3 separate regions of the Homo sapiens genome follow, and all the other regions are linked to region 1. A link is a loop called in an ENCODE intact Hi-C map of the cell type or tissue named here. Cell type or tissue: mammary epithelial cell. All regions are shown on one strand. Each heading gives the region's core, and the rest is flanking DNA. Links, peaks and the distances in the headings are about the cores only. Region 1 overlaps FOXP1 (forkhead box P1). Region 2 has its middle 67 kb from the start of FOXP1-DT. Region 3 overlaps FOXP1 (forkhead box P1).

Region 1 (6,194 bases), core at 3,601-6,100:
TTTCGCTTCACGTCGGGGGTTTCACAGAGCCTTGGCCTCCCCACACCCCTTTCTTTCCCAGAGTCGGTCTCGCCAAAGTGTGCCAGTGCGCACCGAGGAAAACTAAGCCGACGCGGGGTGGAAATAAATAACAACCAAACGTGCCTCGTCGCTGAACCAGGCGACTTCCCCTCTAGAACGACAGCTGCCGAAGAAAGCATCTGCCACACGTTTGCTAAGAAATAATTCTTTAAATTCCTTTCTTATTTATACAACAATAGCAACAACAAAAGCTACTCTCAATAAGCACTTTAGGATGACCTTCTCTATTAGAAATAGTCACTGCTCTTTCAGGCTATTGAAAGCTGAGTATAGTGTTTTTTTAAAAAGTCAACAATGTGCTAAACTTTGTTGGCTCAACTGACACGACTTAAGCGTCAGGTTAATCTAGTCCATTTCGGCGACTCTAAAAAAATCACCTATTTACCACCTTCAAACTTGGAGAAAAACTTCCTGGCCTGTATATTTTTTAAAGACACACACACAAAATCCCCACACACATTTTTATTCTTTTTCTCAAAATATTAGAGGAAAAGGAGTAGTGTGACATCAATGAATGCCTATTTGCCTTCAAAAAAAAAAAAAAAAAAAAGGCAACAAAATCTGACCCAGTAATCCCAGGAATTTTACTTGAAAGTACATTTTGATGTGAAGTGTATTAAATGCAGGTTACTACAGACCAGAAAGAATATTGGTAATATTTCCAATCAAGCAAATGCCTGAATTTCAACAGGGTCAGCGGGGAGCAGACAATTCCCTCTTTACTCTGGCTGTAAAAGAGACAAGCGCGAAGTGACCATCAAAGTATGATCAGATGTTAAATGGGCACAGCGCAGATCGCTCTTCACCCTAAAGTGTTTTTGTGTCAGATACCAAATTTATTAATGGGATTTTTTCAGGTCACAAAATGTGACCCCACCCTCTCATGAATATTCAACAGAGAACCAAGGGCTCTTTTGCGAGGTAGAAGGACCTTAAATCTGCCAGAAAGTCCCCCGACTATCAGTAGAGTTCTGACTCTTAAAGAGAAAAGGTGCTCTTTCCGGAGGGGCTGGCAGAGAGCCCCAACGGCAGGAAATACAAATAAAGGAAGTGCTCTCCAACCAATGTACAGGGAGAAAGTGGAAAGAATCATTTCAAAACGCCTAAGTGACTTTCTTTTTCCCAAAGTATTAAAATTGAGTTTTAATGTTTATAAACAAAAACTGGGATGTACTTTGAATATGCAATGTGTTTTTATTTTAGAAACTAAGTTCTTCATGAGGCATCCATAAAACTCATGCATGCTTTCAGAAGGTGGACTAACTCCTTAGCAGGTCAGTGTTTATCAGCTAATAGTCTGCAGGTGCATCAAAACAAACAATAAACAAGCAAACAACATTACAGACGCTCATGACCCAGCTGTGGAGACAAGCCTTAAACAAAATAATTAGAGAGTGATGCAATGCAGTGCTTACTCAACTACTAAATTGCACGGTGGTGGCTGTAAGCACCATGGGACCACAAAGAAGGAGGAGATCACTAGGAGGAGGGGTCTGGGAAGGCCCACTGGGGAGGTGGCATTTAAAGGCTGATGGTTTGGGTAAGGGGGAGGTGACAAAAGAGAGAGGGAAATGGCTTGGCATACTAACTTAGAAGCCACCTGGAGCCCATCTCGCCCTGTCTCCAGACAGACAGATGATATGGTGACTCAGAGACTACTTCTGGGCAAGGAAATGTCCCATCAGTGATAAACCTGGATAAACTACATATGCCCAGGCCACTTTGGTTAATTCTAAACTCCTGTGGTCCTGTGTACTTGCCCTGTATTTGGGATTCAGGAAGAACTGGAACTTCCATAAGTGGAATATAATATAAAATGTTAAAACCAATAGTAACTCAGAAGACTTCGTTAAAACCATTTATTAATCACTGTGAGCACCAGGTCATTTTAGAAAAGCTGAATAAGAAAGGCCAACAAAAAAATTTTGGATTGTGGGTGTTTTAACAGTCTCATGCAGTTGTCATAATCTGAACACAAATTCCAGCCCTCATTGTACAGAGGAGGAAACTGAGGCTTAGAAAAGCAAAGTGATTTCTCCCAAGAATTAAACATGGCCAGGTGCAGTGGCTCATACTCATAATCCCAGCACTTTGGGAGGCCAAGGCAGGAAGACTGCTTTGAGGTTTGAGACCACCCTGGGCAACACAGTGGGACTCCGTCTCCAAAAATACACACACACACACACACACACACACACACACAATTAGCCACGTGTGATGGTGCATGCCTATAGTCCCAACAACTTGGGAGACTGAGGTGGCAGGATCACTTGGAGACCAGAAGTTCAAGGCTGCAGCAAGCTGTGATCGCACCACTGCACTCCAGCCTAGGCAACAGAGCAAGAAACTGTCTTAAAAAATAAAAAATAAAATAAAAAAAAAATATATACTACAGGCTTCCAAGAGGAAGCAGATACTGGATAATTATAAAAAAAAAAAGCCATAATAATATAAAATGAATACCTGTGGTGGGGGGGAGGGGATATCGAGGGGTAAGCCAACGTTTAAGGAAGAGTAAAGGAAATGCTAAATACCATACTTTAAAAATATTTTTGATGCCCACATCCTAACACCCACAACAGATACAGCTCTTGTTCAAACACCACATATTAAGAAACCTGTCAGTTGCTAAATGAGTCCATTGTGCAGCTGGCTGTGCACTTAAGAACAGATTACTATGATCCCACACCAAACTCTAACCACCAAATAACACACCTGGGACTAAAATCATGTATTATATTTGGTTCTGCTGAGCCTTAGCTTTGAACACAGAAGAAAGTGAAAGGTTTTACTGCCCATTCAGAGCTGAGAATGGAGATAAGATGTATTAAAGGAAGAGTCAGGAGGAGCGTCTCCTCAGGACATTATTCCATACACTGATGAATGGCCCTGTGGTGAGGCAGATACAGCAATGGTCCCTGGCCCACGTGGTCCTCAGTTCCAACGAAAGGCCTGCTTTGCCAGAAGCTGCTTGGAAATAACTAGAGAAAGGATACGAGCATGGGGTGAAAAATCAACTGTGTGATCAGAGGCCAAAACCTTAATTCAAGTTTGCTGTCTTCTTCTGAACAACACTTGTGTTAACACAACACACATTTTCTTTCCCCTTTCCAATTAATTTAATGGAGTATCCAGGACATATTCTGAAATGACAGAACTTAAAGAGATTCAACCAACTGATTCCAATTCCGGAGAGAGAAAGCTAAAGCAACAGGAATACAAAATGTAAGCCCAGTAACATGCCTGATGGCCTACTCAGGAAAGCGCGCCTCCCCAGAAGGAGGACTGCTTTAAGTATTTCTCCAAAGAATGGCAATGGGGCAGCCAATTAGAGTTACTAAATTGCAACAGCAATGCCCCATTCCTGAGATCTGGGGATTTGTCTCCAAGGAACCACCATTCTGTCTTGATTTAAGCAGTGCTTTTACTTAAAAATATAAATTAATACATCATCCATCTACAGGGAGCTAAGGCAGTTAGCTCCATATTGATATTGTTTATGTCACTGTTATGCATATGTTGACAATGAAGCTAATTATGTTGTTTTTCTTCTGTGCCTGCAAGTTTGGCCAAGGGAAAACACTGAGTTCTCACTGTTCCATAGGAGTTTAAATTCCCCTTAATGCATCTTCCAAATTGCCATTTGCATTTTCATGTAATGCAACATTTTATAAAGCCATTGCTTCTGGTTAATTTGTATATACACAGTGTGACATGTCAACATTCAGGTGACTTGTAAGTATGATGAGCTATGGAAAACATCAACCTAAAAACAAATCCCTTACTCTAAAAGCATTCATAAGCATCAGAGGTAAACAAAATCATGACAGAAAAGAAAAATGACAACATCCTTTCCTAACTCTGCATTTGACAGTAATAAATTACCCTCTCTCATTTATGATGAAACTATAATCCCCTGTTTTAACATAATGTAAAATTTGTTAATGGACTGCTTCTGCCATGGGGTTAGAACAGATTACACTGAAGTGTGCAAAGTTCTTGAAAAGGTACATGTTTTGGGGCAGTAGAGCATGTCCCAAAGTGCTGTACCCTTCAGATATCGGGGGGAAAACATCACTGCCACCACCACCACCAAGTGTAATTTGTTATTTCCCTCCCGAAGAGTGACAGTATTTTTGGCCCACCCACAGGCAAACCCTCGATTTTTAAGCATAACCAGAAATGGGGCACTGAAGGGGAAAGAAAAGACGGCTCTTGGGGAATGAAATTACATTTTAATTTTTTTAACGTTTACTTATGTAGAAATCGCTGAATATCAGATAAAGGCAACTGACCACCTTTATTTAGTACAGTCAGCTTTTCCAGAGATCTGTGGTGTGCAGCAGGCCTGCAAAGAGGCAAAGGGAGCGTGTCCCATCCTGCCCTCAGAACAATGCTCACACATCTTCCTCCCATGCAACACCACCCTCCTCTGACCCTAGGTTGACACACCCTCATGTCAAAACCTTCTTTACGCCTGCCCTCTGCTGGCAAGCCTGCCAGGATTAGGAAATTTTGACTACTTCAACTTATTCAAAAGACAACTTTTAAAGCCAGACAGAGAAAGGACATGTAATGAACTATTAACTGGAATATATAAATTAAGACATTTAAACAAAATGGGGGGAGAAAGGGGGACACCCCTAGTGAAATATGGCACTTTTAATGTAAAAATGCACATTCGTCTACTCTATTGCCTCCTCGCTCACAGCAGGGGAGTGCCAAACTCGATATTTTAGCTCACCTAAGAGAACAACCTGTATTACTGTTGGGCATCTTGCCTTCTTTTGCTCACTCTCCGGGGAGAGCATGTCGGCGCATTTTCAATAAAACACCTTCTTAGCAGTAATGGGCCACTGTTCCCATTTCAGTGGTCCCTAAGGTTTCACGATACAGTATATTTGGCTGACTCGCAGTTCGAGTTTTCTTCTGGCATTCCTAAGATCCAAAAAACGGAAGAGAAAAAGCAAAAGAAGAGTACTTGCTTATCCTTTGTTTCAGTAAGAAAACAGTCAACTTTGAGACTGATTAGCTGGTAGGACTTACACAAAACAAGGGCACTCTCGGGCCCTCTCCCCTGCTACGGGAACCCTCCGCGCACGTGTGGGCCAGACTCCCAGCTGAAGGAGGGCTCTGGGCATTAGGGGGTAAATTTCTGCAGCAGCGTGCTGGGGTTTAACAGTGCAACTCCTGTCAGTGTCAATGGGAAGCACAAGGCCTGTACAAATCCCTGCATACCATTTCAAAAATATATCTCCAAGACGGGAAAATGAAGCTTAGCAGTTGCAACCTCAAAAGCATTCAGGAAGTAGCACTCTTGACAGCGCTTTAGATGCCGAGTAAATGGTCTTATAAAGAACACCCAATCCAGCCGACAATAAATCTTACACCGGGGAAGCCGGCACAGGGCTGTGGAATCCCCTCCAAGATAATTGCCTTCCACACTGTGTGGCATAGAAGCTGCTACACAGAAAACATTTTCCGGGGCTCTGCGCTCGCTATGGCTTGCTTTTCTTTCCCTAATAGTCACCAATTACACAGACACTCACACCCTGTCTTTAAGAGTGACCACATAAAAGTCTCAAGGTTTGTCTCCTTTTCTAGAAAAAAAGGTTGTAAGGCCAGTTCTAGTGGGGAGCGGGTGGGAGAGGGAGGTTGAGAACAGAGGGTGTGTTTAAGAACTCAGGAATGGAATCTGACACAGGCATCCAGGTGAGCAACCCTGGGTGTCTCCACTTTCCAGTCTTTGACGGTTCATGTAGTTTCCAGACAGCTCCAAGTACTGGGGCTCATCTACAGGCCGCTGAAGCGGTCAGCACATCTTTTCTAGTCCACAGAGGCCTCAAGCAGGCTGTTTAACTCTGAGATAGTACAGGAGTACTACATATGACTTAGGATTCTATTAATGACTTTGTCAGGAATAATAGTGTGATTGTGGGCAAGTCACGTCACCTCTCTGCGCCTGCACATTTCAGCTAAACAAAGAGGAAGATGGATGAGATCTCTCTATAATTTCTTTTTTTCTTTTTTGAGATGGAGTCTCGCTCTTGTCACCCAGCCTGGAGTGCAATGGCGCATCTTGGCTCACTGCAACCTCCGCCCCCTGTGTTCAA
Region 2 (6,194 bases), core at 2,403-4,902, 580 kb after region 1:
ACTGGAGGGAACAGTAGTGGTAAGAGTGGGGGAGGTGCTGTCAGCAGGGGTGAAAAGGAACCATAAAGGAGATGGACCCTCATGTGCTGAGTCACCAACAACTGGTTTCAATTCACTGATCTGAAAAAGGAGACCAGGAAAAGGAGCTGGCATTGATTAGAGAGGGGTGTAGGGGGTTGTATTTTGAAGAGTTTTAGTTTGAGGGGCCTGTGGAATATCTGCCTGGAGGCTCAGGTCTTGTGTCCCAGGAGAAAAGACACCCCTGAAGGGTGCTAATTAGGCTCTGGGAGAGAATTAAGAAGTTGAGTGTAGAGAAAAAGAAAGCTGAGGCCAGAATCCAGCAGGAGGCAAATGAGAGTGGGGAGGGGAAACATGGAGGGACCCCAGCACATGCGGGGGCATGGACACCAGGAAGGAGAGCGTTTCAAAAGCTCCAAATGATGTAGGTTAGTTCATGAAGAAGAACCCGGAAAGGGTACATAGCATTTGTTAGTTAGGGGATTGGTTTATTCTGTTGAGTCAAATTAAAAGTGAATAAGGAGAGGGATCAATATCCGGAGGCATGATCAGTTGTGGCTCTTCAGAAAGATGGGCAGGTGAAAGAAAGGAGAAGACAGGGGGACAGCATGAAGGCTTCCTGGGACTGGAGACTTCAACAGCTAAGAAGCGGAATAACAAGACTAGCACAAAGTCTAGCTGGGGCAGGGTGCTTTCACCATACCTAGTGCACAGTTCAAACACCTGGCCATAGGTGTCAGGATCGTGCGGGGGCGGGGACATCAAAGCCACAGTGGAAATGACAGAACCAGGGACAAACCGCTTAGAGGCTGGTGAGGAAGATAAGGTATATATACTACATATGGGGTATTTTCATTATATGTTTTTCTTTTATACACACACACACACACACACACACACAGTTTTGAGTGACTAGTGAAAAGGTCACAAATTATATGTTTCACGTGGAATTTTTAAAACATTGAATTAGTTGCTAACATTTATTTGTATTTATTTATTTGAGATGGGGTCTCACTCTGTTGCCCAGGCTGGAGTACAGTGGCATGATCTCAGCTCACTGCAATCTCTGCCTCTCAAGCAATCCTCTCCAGAGTGGCTGGAACCACAGGCAGGCACCACCATGCCCAGCTAAGTTTTTTGTATTTTTGGTAGAGACGGGGTTTCACCATGTTGCCCAGGCTGGTCTTGAACTCCTGAGCTCAGGCAATCTGCCTGCCTCAGCCTCCCAACGTGCTGGGATTACAAGCGTGAGCCATGGCACCTGGCCTAGTTGCTAACATTTAAAAATTGAGAATACTTCCTGTAAAAGACATTTTTTTTCTGACTTATCTTGATAAATGAAATGACCTGGGTACTTTCCTGCTTGGCAGCCCTCGTCAGGAGCTGCTGGTGGTGGCACCTGCCTTGGATGGTGCAGGTGCTCTCCTGTGCCCTGGTCCTCACCAGTCCCTATTGTCTACCCCAGCCCACTCCATTCACTTTATCTCCTCGGCCCCTTTTAACACATGACTTTGCAACCCGTGGGCTGGAAGTTCTAGGCAGTGTGAAGAAAAAAGTCAAATGCTAATGAGCCATGGAAGGGGTTACGATTAGACTCAAGTTTAGAGCCAAATCTCAAAGGCTATTTTCAGTAATCCATAGATTTTGAATGTAACTTCTGTATTGCATTTCTTCTAAAATATAAACCTATGTATACAATATAAATACAGATTCACAGTCCCTTATTCACAATTTTGAAATTCACAGGTTCTAAGGCACAAAGTTTTATTTTTAAAAACTAACTCAACGTTGGCAAGACCTGAGCTGATGTGGGGCTCTTTATAGAGTCTAGTTAGCCCACTTAGTGTGAATGTTCACACATTTTGCTGCAGAAATATTAACGCATAGGCTATGGGGTACATAATATACAGTCTATGCACCATAGTACCTTTATAAAATTCTAAATTCTGGCCCCAAAGGTAAAAGTCTGGGACTCTTAAACAGCAACTTTCACATACTTATAAACGAAGGTATCACTTTCGCCATTTGAGAGGGGGAAAAAGTACCCTGTTGGGAAACAAGGAGAAGTCTAAAACAGTATTTTCTAAAGAACATCTATGAAGACAATAAGCAATATTTGGTGGGGGGAGTAATTCAGTATTCTCAAACCAGTAGCTGCAGGAACAAAGCAGGCATGTGATTTCACTATTTTTATTTTTATTTTTTTTTTGCCAACAGAAAGCAGAGAACACAAGTTTATTAGGAAGCAAGTCACTTCTCTTTTCCCCGTCCCCAGACAAACCTCCTCTTAATGTTCCTTACATACCAAGAAAAAGACATCTCTACACCACAGTGATCTCACAAGGGGAGGTGAGAAGCTGCAACCATCCTCAAGTCTACTTGCTACAGTAAGACTGGTCATTAGAGACTCTGGCTTGTGGCTTGCCGAAAACACTAGCCAAGCCTGCAAATTGAGGCTTAACCCACTCCGGAGATAACCTGCCTTTTTTTGTGTCAAATAGAAGTCAGGCTCTGCAGGCTTCCAAGATCATATTACCCTTGCATGGGCATTCCAGACTACCACACCTCCAGGCCCATTTCTGATTGGACTTTGACCAGTATTCTCAGTTGCCTGATGTTCTATTTTCTTCATTAGGGTGGTGGGGAGAAACATCATCCCGAAAAGGAGGCTGATGTTACCGCAGAAAGGCAGGCTCCCCAACGTCCTCCTCTTAGTCAAGGGTAGTCATTCTGTTCGCAGGGATGCTAAGCATTTCAGAAAACCATCTCATGGATGTGCCAGCAGCATCCTGTACCTCTCCCCTGAGTGTATGCTACTGAACAGGGCCTGGATACCTGCTTGCTAAGCAGAGAAAAGCACGTACCTGGTTCTATGCCAAGCCCAAGAGAGAACCCACTTGGTATGACAATAGCCTAAGATCTCCAAGAAACTGTGATATTTAAAAAAGCTTTTCTATAAAGCCAGAGAATATGCTGGCGAGTTAGCTGTTTTCAACTGCACCTGAAGCTATGGAGCCACTAGAAAGGAATTTGGATGAAGTTTTCCTCCCTTCTTTCCTCTTTAATCTCTAAGGAATTGCTACTAAACCAAGGCCACACTGGCAGAGGCAGCGCCAACTGAGCCTTTCTCAAAGACAGTGTAGAAAAAAAAATGCCCTGCTGCCTCAATATCCTAGAATACGCTTCATTCCCCAATGCCCATCTGTAAAAGGCAATGCTCACTTTATGACAAACAAGGGGATAAATGTGCTGGCACTGAAATTCAGACTCCACAGCCAGGCCCTGTGGGGTTGGCCACTTTAATGAGAATATCTACAACCCCCTCCTGTAATAATGGGAAAGCAGGGAAGGAGAGGAGAATGGTTCTACAAGGTTTTCATTTTGTCTGTAGTTATTTTACACCTGAAACAGAATCAAGAGTGGAAAACACCTTTCCATGTTTTGCACTTGCGGTTTTGGTCTGATCTCTCTTTCTCTTAATATGTTTTTAAATCTTTTCTTTCAGGTTAGATTTGAGTTTGTTTTCTCTGAAAATGCAAAAGGGCCTGTCCACATTGAACTCCTGGATCACCTCTCACCGATGAAAGTTCAATGCGAATGTAACGTGCTCGTAACACGTTTCCTAGTGAATGTATCTCTCTGCGAATCATTCGTGTGTGCTCAGCCTGCAAGCCTGGCAACCCACTGGCAACGTACCGAATCTGTTCAGTCCTTATACTGGATAGCTGACTCTTTCCATAATTTATGTTACAGTGCCATCTGATGGTAGTTTATGACCACCATTTTTAAAAAGCTGGGCTGTCTCTTCTGCCTTTTAAAGAAATATATGGGTTTAAAAATCGTCTTTAATTAATCACAGCAGATAATGTGTCAGTGTGGTGGTCTGTAAACAAGAAAGCTGTTTCCACGTGAGGTCTGCTAAAGATGAGACACTACAGAGAGGATTTTGAGCAGCCACACACACCTTAAAGACAACTGATTAATTTTTTTAAAGACATTCATGTTCTCGTTCAGTGACTATTACTGCATAATCCGACATTTCAGAAGCAGTGTTCTTTGTGAATGCCATGACATATTTGGGAAGAATATCAGAGGGAAAGTCTGTTCTAAGTAAATGATGTGTGGTCCAGAATTTTCGGCTCTGCATTCTCATTGTGCATCATTTATTTCTCCCTCTTCATTTCCAAAAAAACCCACAAAACTCTCTGGGCCCATACCGGCATGACACAAGGAAACCCAACCCCACTTTTAAGCCCAATCATTTGCAAATGTATTTCAGTCCTAGGTTTAATTCTAGGAGAAGATTCCTTGGAGAAGCCTCATTCCGGAAGTCTGCCTGCCAATTTTTGGAGGCTTTAAGGCTTGTTTCCTCTCTCTCCTCCAGGTTTCTTTCCACCCACAAAGTTAACGTGCATCGTGAATGGGCCTGAATATAATTCCTCCAACAGAACTTGCCAGTTCTGTGGCTGCACTGCCAGTCACTCTCAGGAACGCGCAAAGAAAAAGATGATTTCAAGTCCAGGTTTGTTTGGGGGGTTCTGGGTAAATAAAATGAGTTTATGAGATAGGGATCTGGGAAGACCTGGGGTGTCAGGGAGGGTTTTTTTTTTTTTTTAACTAAAGTAAATGCTCTAGCCTCCTCTTCAACGATGAAACAGTCTGATAGCTAGCAAAGTGATTGACTTCTAACTCCTACACTCAAAAGTCTTCAGTTCACATTCCATCCCCTTTTCCAGATTACCCCATTTAATGTCTCATCACTCCTATAGGATCAAGATGAAAAGTTTGAGCTGAGGGAGCAAGCAGGGAAGACACCCCTTTCCTCTTCATAAAGAAGACACAGAACACACAGTGATTCATTAGGAAGGAAGAGAAATTAATATGCATTTAACCAGATGCAAAATAGGAACTTGGGAACAAAGGCAGTTTAAAAAAAGGCACTCGAATGTCAGAGATTTCTCAGGTTCTTCCTGCCCTGTCACAATCAACATGCCTTCCTTTCTAACTGCTCCCTTTTCAGTAATTGTAGGGATCACAATTTCAAATTAAACATTCCTAATAAGTCACGGTGGGTTTTGCTTACTTGGTTTTGCTTCTTTTATTCTCTCCTGTACTCCCCCCGCCCCCCGCCCCTTTGTTTTGCTTATAAACTTACCTTTGCTGACCCTTCTCTCCTGTTTTGGGGGGCTGTTCTTGCTTCCTTCCCTGCACTTAAAATGTTCTTGTCTCTTCAACTGTCATCCCCAAATCAGCACGAGCATGTCTGGTGCTCACATTTCCCCCATCTTTGGTTGAGTGTGTGTTTTTGTGTGTCTGTTATTGTTTCCCTCCCCACCCCCCTTTAATTAGAAGAACACTATCAGAGACTCCAACACATTCAGCTGGGTCTGAACTGACTGTACCCATTAGGAATTCTTAAAGTGCAGATCGACTCTCCAAAATGACTTTTTACAGATGCAAAACTGACTTCATGGGTTGCCTCACCCCCACTCCATCTCCCGACGTGTATGGTTTTTCATCGCTGTTCCAATTTAAATTTCTCAGTCTACCACTCAAAAGAGATGATTTTTTTCTAATATCCATCCTGCAAACTCCATCTGGGATCCCCCAAACAAGCTGTGTTCTTCTGTTTCTCTCACAGGCAGGAATTATAAAAAGTCTGCAATAAGAGCAGGAAGGAGGTCAGACCTTCTTGGTCCTGAACCACAAGCGTTTTAATGCCTGGAAACACACAGGGTAATTGAACAGGGAAGATAAAATAAATGTCCACTTAGAGGCGATTGCCCCACCCTATCCATCCAGCCTGCGGATCCGGTGCACATCACCTTGGGAAAGCCCAAGTTACAGTCCACAAAAAACCAGAAGCAAGGAGCATCTACTATAATCACAATTATCCTACGATCTTCATGCCTCGCAGGATTACTATCCTTCCAAGCTTTGGGCCTAGTGTCTTGTGTGAACAGAGAACCAGATGGGAGTTTTGGGGGCTAAAATGGATCCACCAATTATTTATAGATTCGGACTAAAAATCATGTGAACCGCCTTCTGTGGAGTTCCATCTTCCGAGAACAGACTTGAAATAGACATAGTTGTGGAAAGTCTCGGAATCATTTAGAATAATCCTGAACATGGTATTGCAAGTAGGGAATGGTAGAGTGAAGTCTAAAGAATGTTAA
Region 3 (6,194 bases), core at 2,246-4,745, 86 kb after region 1:
ATCTAAAGCCAGAATGCTGAACTTTGTGACTGAGTGCTTGCAACTGTTGTCACTATTCAGATAAGCACATCCTGCTTTCTGTTTACCGACCAGTTAAAGGCACAGAGGGGTACCCGGCAATTGTGCGGCACTTGGTGAAGGCGCCTCCCACACACCTGTGTCTCCCAACCCACCCAGCTCCTGCAGCCCTCTCAGGAGCAGAGCTCAGGCTAGTGAATATACCAGCAGGAATACCCCAGTGAGATGGGGAGAAGTGGCTAAAAGTTACTAGAATGCTGTCGCTGCCAAGTTTTATTTTAGCCCTCATCAATCCAAACCTTTATTCCTGAATTAAGTATTCTCCAGGGACGTTTCCAGGTTTGCAGCTATTTCCTCCTAATGATTCTAGCCCAGCACCAAGCACATTTCAACTTTCTAAATGACTGGAAGGCTTTGAACGTTGACCACAGGCTGCCCCCACTGCCCCCCGCAATCATCTTGACCCCACCTAAGAATTAGTACCATGCTTGAGAAAAAAAAAAAAAAAAGCTATTAATACATCAATGCCTTCTAATCCTCTTGGTTAAACATGAAATGACAACTGAAGATACACATCATGGAATGGCCCTGTTGTATCTGCTGGGGTGTATGTAGGTGTGTCACATTAACCTAAAGAGGTGGATTCCAGCTTAACAAAATAAATCCACTCAAAGCTCCACTCTGATCAAAGGGAATTATTCTAAGAGACAATCATACCTGATGAGATAGCACCTCCACATCACAAGTCAGACAACCTAATGGAATAAATGACAGTAAATTGTAAATACTGTATACTTTCCTTTCTAAAGGTGTGTTTTCAGAGGTACGGCAATAAACATTAATGAATAACATTTATTGGGCCCCTACTATACACATATGACACGTAGCATACTAGGTCCATAGTGATTATGTACAATTGACACAAGGCCCTCAAACACAAAGCAAACATTTATTGTGGTCTAGATATTGTGTAATCTATTTGTTCTCATATAACTCTATGGAATTTTGTTTTTCCCCTTTGCATTCTTCTTCTTCTTCTTCTTCTTTTTTTTTGCAATTGACTAATAATAATTGAATGTATTTATGAAATATAATGTGATATTTTGAGAAAAATTAAATTAAGCTAGTTAATATATCCATCACCTCACCTACTTATCATTTTTTTGTGTGTGTGGGTGTGGTGAGAACATTTGAAATCTCCTCTTTCAGCAATTTTGAAATATATAATACATTATTATTAACTGCGGTCACCATGCTGCACAACAATTTACTAAAACTTCTTCCACCTCTATCCTGGAATTTCTTAAGACTGATTCAGACTGTAATGTGCCTGGGAATCAACGTATTCCTTAAGGAAAACTCTAAAACCATGACATATTTAAGCCTACTGTATGAATTAGAAAAAGCATTCTAAGAGGAAGTATCTCACATATACACTGTCAAATCACAAGAATAGATGTCCATGAAAGCCAGGATTCCTGTTAGTATTCATTCACTGTTGGTTCTTTGGTTCCGTCTTCTCCTCACTGGTGGACAATATTGGGCGGAGGCAAAGAACACGGCTCTAGAGCTGGACTGCCCGGGCTCAATGCTTCGCTGTGTGACCTTGGGCAAGTCACCTAACCTTGCGGTGCCTCAGTCACTGCAGCTATTAAATAGAGATAAAACTAGGTTTTTCCTTTTGGGATTGTTGTGAGGATAAAGTAAGACAGTTCCTGAAAAGCACACTGCCTGGTTCCCCATGGCTCTCAGGGAACATTAGCTGTCCCAATTCCATTACTAGCAGCTGGAAGACAACATAACAGGAGCCAAAGGGTGGGTTGTTTGTTTTTTTAACATTTGCAATAAGATTTCAAAATAGAAAATTTGAATTTGTCAATCTGGGGAAAATACAATCATTTAATTATAGTAATAAAATGTCTCATAATATTACTGAAAAAATCACTGCATTGTCTCTTGCCTAACCACAGTGAGGTCAGAGGGATATTATTTCTTTTACACAGTGGAGGAACTTAAGATTCAGAGAATTTAAGATGCTGAGAGGCAAGCCACAAACAAACAATTGAGATTGAAACTCAGGTTTGTCTCAGTCCAAGGTTTGTCTCAGATATGCCATGTCTATATCATGACATGTATTTTTAAAGGTAACCAGGGAACCAAAGGGAAGGCCTAGAAAATACATATAAACCAAGCAGTGCTCGGGTGCCCTCTGAAACACAATCTTACATTTATGCCTTTAGTATAGTGCTGTCCAAGAGCAATATAATGTAAGCAACATACAGAATTTTAAATTTTTAGTAGCTGCACTTAAAAATGGTAAAAGATAACAAGTAAAATTAATGTATGTATAATCAACATAAAATTGTCAATGGGCTATTTTGCTCTTTCAAAATACTAAGTTTACTAAGTCTTTAAAATCCAGTTTGTATTTTCCACATCTCCATTTAGATTACCCATATTTCAAGTGCTCAAGAGCCCCATGGGACCAGTAGCCACCATACTGGGTAGTACAGTGGTCACAGCTCTTTGCAATGACCACTCATGCTAAACAGCACTGAAAGAAATCATTAGTGTCATTTGAAAGCAACATCTAAGTTTTCACCTGGCAGACCCAGGATTTAGATACAACCCAAGCCATTTGTGTTTCTTCCCCTCAGCTACAATCTAACATCACATTCTTAGTTACAAAGACTTGATACGCTCACTTCTAGTGCAGAACATTCAGCCCTCATTCAGGATACTGTATCCTGCTCAACTCCATGCATACATTCCTTCTTGAAATCAGTGAAAACTCCACATGTGAAACAGAACTGAAACAGACAAGACAGCCCCGCAGTGCAGGTAAACATGAAGCCAATGGGTGGTTTTTCTCCCCTTGTGCTTTGGACAATCAAGGAAAACAAGCCCTTATTTGCTAAATAAAAATGGCTTGGCCATGAACTTCTTTGGTAAGGGAGGTAGGGCTCAGTTGGGGTTCTCACTGATTGCCTGTCTGACAGCAATCTCTCCTGCAGGGAGGACACAGCCCAGAGATGAACACTTAATTGAGAGAGAAATCAGGAGGACTGCTGAACGACTGAGTGATCTTTCAGAGCAAAGCATCACAAGGAAAAGGGAACCAGCTCCAGGGGGAGGGGGGGTGAAAGTTTTCAAGAGAAGGTGAGTAACCTGGGGATCCCATGATGCATGGCTCTGGGAATGAAGGATGGGTCCTCTTCCTCATTCCTGCTCTCTTACCTTCTTCCCTGTATCACTTTCTTTCATCATGCACTCAGCACCTACTCAGCATCTAGCACTGAACACAGAGAGGTAAATACAACATTGCCAGCCTCAAAGGCCTTAATTCAGCCATTAACTACAACCCAGCAGCATTTGTGCTTCAATGGAGGGGTGCACCAAACAGGAGGAGAGGGGAAAGCCTTTCCAAAAATGAAAGAATTTAAATGAGCCTGGGAGGGGGGGAAAAGAGTGAGCAAAGAGAAAGGTATTTTGCAGAATGAGGCTAGCATTTGCAAAGGCACAGAGGTGTCAGAAGCCTGGAGAGTTCAGGGTCCTGCCAGAATTTGGGCTTGGAATGGTGCAGGGGAAAACAGAGGATAAGCTCTTTTCTAATGGGCAGAGGCCATAGCATGAGTGGTAATTCAACATCATCCAAAGGAACTTGATTTTAGTGCCCAAAGGCTAGTTGGACATCTAGAATTTTTGAAATGGGCAAAAAAGAAGACAAAATCTCTATGATTCTGACATGCTTCCATACACAGCAAGGAGTCCAGGAGATAAAAGGAAGGAAGGTGGGCCTCCTAGGCTGCTCAGGTCCAGCACACCTGGGCAACCATTGGTCCTGCCTGCCACACTGGGCCAGGCTGGCTAATCAGGACTGAAAAGCTGGTGAACAGTGCATGTCCTGACCACGAGGTGACTAAAGAAAAGCCAGTTTCAAGGCCTAGTAAAAAGAAAGACTGCCTGGTTCAGAGGGTACAGGAAAAGCACAAGAGAGTGGAGGAGCATACACTTCCAATGCAGAGAAGCAAAGCAGATGATGCCACCTCAGGTTAATTAAATCAAGTGGCTTCAGGTCTGGATCTAACCTTGGCGGCAAACCACCAGGAGAATGTTGATAGGACAACCAAACAGGTATAGATTTTCAAACATGTTTTTGGAGTGTTGGAACACAGAACGAAAAGAGACTGCTGAGAAGGTTCAGGAGAGGGAGGGGATGGAGGAGAGAATAACACAGAAAGGACTTCTCAATCTTGAATGCCTCCAAATTTGGAATGCCTTTTTAAAAATAGTCTTTTGGATCCAAGAACAAAATCACACCAAAATATTAAAAAGATAAGGCAGTGTGAAAAAGTTTACTCCTGAAATGACTCTTAAATACAAATTGGAATGTTACCGACATACCTGCCCCACAAAAAGGTGAAAATTAAAGTCAAATCATTAAATCTGAATATGGTTGTAAAGGTGAAGAGTTGTAGAGATTTATATAACTTTTAGAACACATCCTTTAACCTATTGATTAAATAGGAGAGGAAAGGAATGCCAGTAATATCCAGTGTACTGCCAAATGTCACACTGTGAACCCACAGCATTAAGTATGTAAATCTTCTGATACCAGGTTGTTCCTTCACTTCTTTTCTGGCCTTTCATGAAGAAATCTTTGCTAGTTAGAGGCTAGTGATACAAAGTTGGGCTAAGAAGCTAGTCAAGGTGCCTGTCCTCATGAAGCTTCTATTCTAAAGTGTGGAGGGAGGCCAGGAGTAGTGGCTCATGCCTATAATCCCAGCACTCTGGGAGGCTGAGGCAAGCAGGTCACCTCAGGTCAGGAGTTTGAGACCAGCCAGGCCAACATGGTGAAACCTCATCTCTATCAGAAGATACAAAAATTAGCCTGGTGTGGTGGTGTGTGCCTGTAGTCCCAGCTACTGGGGAGGCTGAGGCGGGAGGATCGCTTGAGCTTGGAGGGCAGAGGTTACAGTGAGCCAAGATTGCACCACTGCACTCCAGCCTGGGTGGGAGGGTAAGACGAAAGAAGGAAGGAAGGAAGGAAGGAAGGGAGGGAGGGAGGGAGGGAGGGAGGGAGGGAGGCAGGGAAGGAGGGAGGGAGGCAGGGAAGGAAGGAAGGAGGGAAGGAGGGAGGGAAAGAAAGAAAGGGAAAGAAAGAAAAAAGAAAGACAGAAGAGAGACAGAAAGAGTGAGTGAGTGCCTGAAGGGGAGAAGTCAGGTAGTAGATCAATAAATAAAAGTGGTAACTGCAGAGCCTGAGCTTGTTAGAAGACACAAGTAGATGATATAATAAATAGTGCCCAGGGAATGTTACCCACTTACCTGCAGAAAGGGAAAGACAAGTTGCAGACAAAGTTAGGAGGCCCCTGAGCTGTCCCTCTGAGGCACTCATCCTAAGGTATGGATGACAAAGACACTGCCATTTAGGCAGGGGTGAGCAGGGATCATGAAACCAATGAGAGCTCAGTAATCAAAGCATGTTCCCTTTTCACTGTCTGCTGAATGCTCTGCTCTAAAACTTTTCATATATGGTACAGGCAACAGAGAAAGTCTTCATGTAAATAACATAACAGAAGTAAACTAAAAGGACTCCAAATTAACATACAGATAAACACAGACTGAAAGGTAAAGTCATTTGACCTCTGGAATTCTCTTTCAGCCCACAGACCAAAAAAAAAAAAAAAAAAAGGTAAATGGTGATCACAAATCCTGATATGTTACGTTGTCAAAGGTTGGCTTGAATGTGGAAATAAACAGTTGAAAAGGGCCAAGCAAGGTGGCTCATGCCTGTAATCCCAGCACTTTGGGGGGCCAAGGTGGGTCATCACTTGAGCCCAGGAGTTCGAGACCAGCCTGGACAACATAGGGAGACCCCTACCTCTACAAACAATACAAAAATGATCTGGGCAAGATGGCGCATGCCTTTGGTCCCAAATACTCTGGAGGCTGAGGTAGGAGAATCCCTGGAGCCCAGGAGGTCGAGGTGCAGTAAGCCATGATTGCAACACTGCACTTCAGCTTAGGTGACAGGGCGGAACCCTATCTCAAAAAAAAAAAAAAAAAAAAAAAGTTGAAAAGTACTTCAAAATTAAAAGAAAAACAACGCATGAAAATCAGCAGAAACTGAGAGTAATGTATAAAGGACCTGCTTCCTGATTTCACGTTTTTAG

What was found. Hi-C counts contacts between places; a loop is a spot of excess contacts. Peaks named below come from ENCODE experiments on the same cell type or tissue, not always from the same donor. Only the 100,000 strongest peaks of a DNase experiment are listed, where the experiment ranks them.
Region 2: it touches region 1 in a loop (4-fold over the local background); 8 of 110 quality-filtered maps call a loop at or near these places.
Region 3: it touches region 1 in a loop (8-fold over the local background); 5 of 110 quality-filtered maps call a loop at or near these places.

What each region holds. Positions count from the first base shown.
Region 1 is chr3:71,065,481-71,071,674 of GRCh38, forward strand. The region is part of intron 7 of FOXP1 (forkhead box P1); the gene reads right to left. Among named protein-coding and RNA genes, the nearest start is that of FOXP1-AS1, 220 kb to the right of the region's middle. RefSeq lists an enhancer at 1-120. In mammary epithelial cell, for the core only: a CTCF peak has its summit at 4,559 (motif pointing left); a DNase peak (open chromatin) is centred at 4,491; H3K27ac peaks cover 1,445 bases.
Region 2 is chr3:71,649,241-71,655,434 of GRCh38, forward strand. No RefSeq gene overlaps it. Among named protein-coding and RNA genes, the nearest start is that of FOXP1-DT, 67 kb to the left of the region's middle. In mammary epithelial cell, for the core only: a CTCF peak has its summit at 3,779 (motif pointing left); no DNase peak of the experiment used is centred there.
Region 3 is chr3:71,153,035-71,159,228 of GRCh38, forward strand. The region is part of intron 6 of FOXP1 (forkhead box P1); the gene reads right to left. Among named protein-coding and RNA genes, the nearest start is that of FOXP1-AS1, 130 kb to the right of the region's middle. RefSeq lists an enhancer at 3,646-4,351. In mammary epithelial cell, for the core only: no CTCF peak of the experiment used is centred there; a DNase peak (open chromatin) is centred at 3,207.